Regions from separate parts of the Homo sapiens genome. Here region 2 is linked to region 1. Evidence: chromatin loops called from intact Hi-C (ENCODE). Cell type or tissue: PC-9. All regions are shown on one strand.

Region 1 (2,500 bases):
TGTCCAGTTTTCTCACCACACTGAATACTCAATTCATTCCTTCCCCCAGAGGGCCAGAACTTACCTTGCACAGCCAGGAACCGTACTAGTTTGAGTTCAGTAGGCATTCTATTTAGTAGTTATTTAAAGCCAGACAAACACTAAATTAACCAGATTCATATTGTAAATGTATTCACAGGTATACTAATTTCTTCAAAAGGTGTTTTTTCTTTTCTTTTGTCATCTTTTTGAAACCCCCACTTTTGTTGTAATTACAAATAGGAAGCAGGGTAGAAAACAGCTGCACTGACCTCCTCACTGACTTCATCGTCGTCCTCATCCCCTTCTACATCTTCATCTTCATCATCTTCTTCATCAAACTCCTCTTCTTCACCATCCTCATCGTCCTCGTCTTCCTCATCTTCTCCTTCTAAAAATAGTCCAAAAGGGATTCATTAAATATCCTCGACGCTCCACAGGGGACAAAGTGTTGAGGATCTGTGGGCTGGCTCACAGAACAAATGCTGTAAGGCCACGAACTGCAGTCACTTTCTTTCTACTATGTGCTACAGCTCAGTCCCTTTGTCCGATAGAGTCCCATAAAATCAGAGAGCTAGAAGTCCTGGTAGATAAGACAAACACTATAATTCTCGCTGATGAAATGATACAATGGCTAAGATTTGCTTCAAAATTATATGGAGTGGGGAAGAAGGTAAGGGTATGCAGGAATAAAATAAGATCAGCTATGACCAATAATTGCTGAAGCTGAGTGATAAGAACATGGGGGTTCATTTTGCTATTATTTTTACCCTTTGTCACTGTCTGAAATTTTTGACAGTAAAAAGTTAAAAAAAAAAAAATCATGTACCTTCTCTTGGGTATCATTACCAGAGTCACAGTCAGCTGCTCAAATCAGGAACCTGAGAAACACCCATAATAACCCTGTGACTCAGGGGACAGGAGGCTGAGAGGCACCTGCATCTCTAGCTGGTTGTTCGGACCTCTAGTGCGGCAGTTCTTGCTTCTCCTGGGTCCTAGAGCACACCATGCTCTCACCTGCCTCCTGGTCTCTGCATGCTCTTTCCATCCTCTTTGCTTGGCTAACTCTGACTCCACCTTGGAGTCTCAGTCAACATCACTTCCTTAGGCAGTCTTACTCACCAGACCTCCCAATGCCAGGTCATAGGCTCTCACCATGAGTATGTGGTGCTTCTCCATTACAACACACTTTGCTTACTTGCAATTATTATTTAGAATTCTTAATTTAAAACAATTTTTTCTGTACAGATAGGGTTTGTCTATGTTGCCCAGGCTGGTCTTGAACTCCTGGATTCCAGCAATCATCCTGCCTCACCCTCCCCAAGTGTTGGGATTACAAGTGTGAGCCACCATACCTAGCCTATTTATGATTTAAAAAAAAAAAACAAAAAAAAAAAAACACCATTTCTCTGTAAGGTCCAAGAGGGTAGGAACCTTGTTTTTTTGTTCCTTTTTTTTTTAAACCACTATTTTCCGCAGTGCCTGGCACATAGGAAATGCTCAAGTATTTGTTGGCTGACCCATCTTTGCTCTCAGGAACTGCCCCCCACCTTCCAAGGAATGTCCTTTACTGGCTCTTGCACATGTGGCTGTTCTTCCTGTTTGAGGTGAACTTAAATAGACAACAAGCACAAATGGTTTTTAGGAAAAATGGAAAAACTGTAGAAGGGACAAAGGGACATAACATTTGGAAATAAGTGAGATGTCCTATTCTCTGTCCATTTTACCACCTTATAACTCATTAATTTTTGCCTGTCTCAATATGCTTCAAAATAAAACTGTAAAAATGCTTCCAGAGAATTATACCATTAACTGCACCCAAACTCCTTGATGCTTTTCCTCCTCTATTTTCTTGATAATTTCTGTCATATGTGCTAATTTTTAAAGAAAAGAAATACTCATGCTGACTGATGTGAAAACTAATCATTCTGCTTCCTCCAAACCAGGGGTTCCCAACTCCCAGGACTGGTACTGGTCTGTGGCCTGGGCCGCACAGCAGGTGGTGAAGAGCAGGCCAGTGACCATTACCACGTGAACTCCGCCTCCTGTCACATCACCTGTTAGATCCTCATAGGAGTGCAAATTCTATTGTGAACTGCGCATGTGAGGGATCTGGACTGTGCATTCCTTATGAGAATCTAATGCCTGATCTAAGGTGGAACCGTTTCATCCCAAAACCATTCAGCTGCCGCCCCCAACCCCTTCCCTGCATCTGTGGAAAAACTGTCTTCCATGAAACCAGTCCCTGGTGCCAAAAAGGTTGGAGACTGCTGCTCTAAGCCACCTGTACGTGAGAAGCGTTTTATTCTAAGAGTGACTGAGAATAAACAAACTCAGCATGCAAAGAAAACACAAACTAATCAGGAGGAATATCTTGGGTAGAAAGTATTAGTTATTTCTTAAAATCTGTAAATCTGTAAAATATGTATAAATCCTGGGTCAAATGCCAAAACTACTGAAAATCATCTTTTAATTCTATGTT
Region 2 (2,500 bases), 340 kb after region 1:
CTTCACAGTTAAACTATCTTTGCTCAGTTTCCCTACTTGCAAAATAAAGTGAAGTAAAATCAAAACTCTGTGGTTCTTTCCAGCTCTTAACATTCTGTGATTCTTATTTTTAGCCCTCTCCTAAAATAATGCTGTCATCTTATAAGAACTTCAACAGACTTGAGGTCTTATTGCACAAGCACTTTTTCTAAGATGAAAACATACCAGCATAGTGGTAGAGTTCTCTACTTTCTAGTTTTCTTGCAAAGCTTGACTTGATGCTTATTGACGTAGCTCCTAACAGGAACTTAAAAACACTCCTTTTTCTTAATTATTTCAGCTGACTCCTTTTCCTACTGTGGCATTCTGTTATCTGAAGTCAAACGTACCTGAATGTGTCCTATTGTGTTACTCAACTCACTTCTGAATATGGTTCTGTTTTGCATACCACCAACCCACATAACCATTTCTGAATCTCTTGTTTCACACTGCTCCAGTGACAACTTGATTCACAGGCCGAACTAGTGAGGTAAGAAAGTAAGTTTGCCAAGTTTGTATAATCAACTTTGTTATAAAATTAAGGTAAACTATATATGGTTTAAATACACATAGACACACACACATGTACATGGCTGAAAGCTTGATGGAGTTGGATTTTTGGATTCACCTGAATAGCACCACTGAAAAGATGACTTTAAAATTTTTTTTTCAGAATTGCGGCGAGCAGTAAGAAGCAGCGTGTGGAAAAGGGAGACGATTGTTCATCAACATGAGTATGGACCAGAAGAAAACCTAGAAGATGACATGTACCGTAAGACTTGTACTATGTGTGGCCATGAACTGACATATGAAAAAATGTGATTTTTTAGTTCAGTGACCTGTTTTATAGAATTTTATATTTAAATAAAGGAAATTTAGATTGGTCCTTTTCAAAATTCAAAAAAAAAAGCAACATCTTCATAGATGAATGAAACCCTTGTATAAGTAATACTTCAGTAATAATTATGTATGTTATGGCTTAAAAGCAAGTTTCAGTGAAGGTCACCTGGCCTGGTTGTGTGCACAATGTCATGTCTGTGATTGCCTTCTTACAACAGAGATGGGAGCTGAGTGCTAGAGTAGGTGCAGAAGTGGTAGGTCAGCTACAAATTTGAGGACAAGATACCAAGGCAAACCCTAGATTGGGGTAGAGGGAAAAGGGTTCAACAAAGGCTGAACTGGATTCTTAACCAAGAAACAAATAATAGCAATGGTGGTGCACCACTGTACCCCAGGTTCTAGTCATGTGTTTTTTAGGACGATTTCTGTCTCCACGATGGTGGAAACAGTGGGGAACTACTGCTGGAAAAAGCCCTAATAGCAGAAATAAACATTGAGTTGTACGAGTCTGATCATGTTTTCTGTACTCTTGGGGCCTCTATTGTGGGACTTAACATTAGTCTAGATAGCTTTTTAAATGCTGGATTAAAATGGAAAAGAGCTGTTTTCATGGTTGACTATCTGATTGTTGATCAAAGAAGGCACTGATGTTTATTTTAAGTAGTGCTAACATTTACTGAGCATTTACCAACCAGGTGCCAGGCATGCACCTAAGTGCCTTAGGAGTATGTTCATTTAGTCCCAGGCTTGCTTCCATGCTGCTTTCAGACTTCTAAGGAAAGGAAGGTGAAGTCTCACATCACCGCAGGCATCTGCATCAACTTTAGTGAAATTTTCCTGTAGCTTGTCAAAAGAATTATTGGGTCTATGCATTATTTTTTGACAAAAACAAATTCCAGTTAGTTAAAATAACCTGATATTTTCAAATTGTTTGACATGACATTTTATCCTACTGTACAAATAGAATAGGAAGTTTAAACATTTCCATTTTTTTTTCTTTAATGGAGATTATGCTTGGAGAAAGGCTAAGTCAAAACAAGTCATGTCCAAATAATTCAGACTACACAGAAATGTTTGTGTATTTTTCAAGTTTGATTTTTTTTTAAACACCTTCACACTCAATGACTAATACGTGCTATGCTAAATATTACAGCTTAGTAAAAATTGATTCTGAATGGGCAGCAAGATGTCTCTGGGGAAAAAAGCTTTCAGCTTGATGACAACAGATGATGACAACAGAATAACTAGGGGTTCAGGTTGTTGTAAGAGCATTATGGGGGCGGGGAAGGAGCTCTTGGGCCAACTGGATCTAGGTTCAAATTCCACTTACTAGCTGTGGACCGTGGGTAAATTACTCCAAAACCTGTTTTTATCTGTAAAGAGGGCATAATCATCTCAAAGGACTGTTTGAAGTAGTTAATAGGGTGAACCTATAGCACCTGGCACATAATAACCACTAGTTAATGAGCATGTATTACCAAGGCCACTATGTTACAGAAAATAGATTTGTCTAGTTAAGGGATGCTTCTATTCACCCTCTACACCCTTACCAGTTTAAGACAATCCTGGTATCCAGAAATCACTAACAGCTAAACCTGCTCTACATAGGTTGGCAAGGTCCCTTCCTCATCTTTCATTTTCA

What was found. A loop is a pair of places that touch in the nucleus more often than their neighbours do. Peaks named below come from ENCODE experiments on the same cell type or tissue, not always from the same donor. Only the 100,000 strongest peaks of a DNase experiment are listed, where the experiment ranks them.
Region 2: it touches region 1 in a loop (2.4-fold over the local background); 1 of 110 quality-filtered maps calls a loop at or near these places.

Annotation. Positions count from the first base shown.
Region 1 is chr9:98,009,180-98,011,679 of GRCh38, reverse strand. It overlaps ANP32B (acidic nuclear phosphoprotein 32 family member B), which reads right to left. Exons shown (of 7, transcript NM_006401.3): 5 at 291-409. Among named protein-coding and RNA genes, the nearest start is that of ANP32B, 27 kb to the right of the region's middle. RefSeq lists an enhancer at 802-871. In PC-9, no CTCF peak of the experiment used is centred here; a DNase peak (open chromatin) is centred at 1,069.
Region 2 is chr9:97,673,779-97,676,278 of GRCh38, reverse strand. It overlaps XPA (XPA, DNA damage recognition and repair factor), which reads left to right. Exons shown (of 6, transcript NM_000380.4): 6 at 692-1,370. The coding sequence ends at 840. Among named protein-coding and RNA genes, the nearest start is that of XPA, 22 kb to the left of the region's middle. RefSeq lists an enhancer at 477-546. In PC-9, no CTCF peak of the experiment used is centred here; no DNase peak of the experiment used is centred here.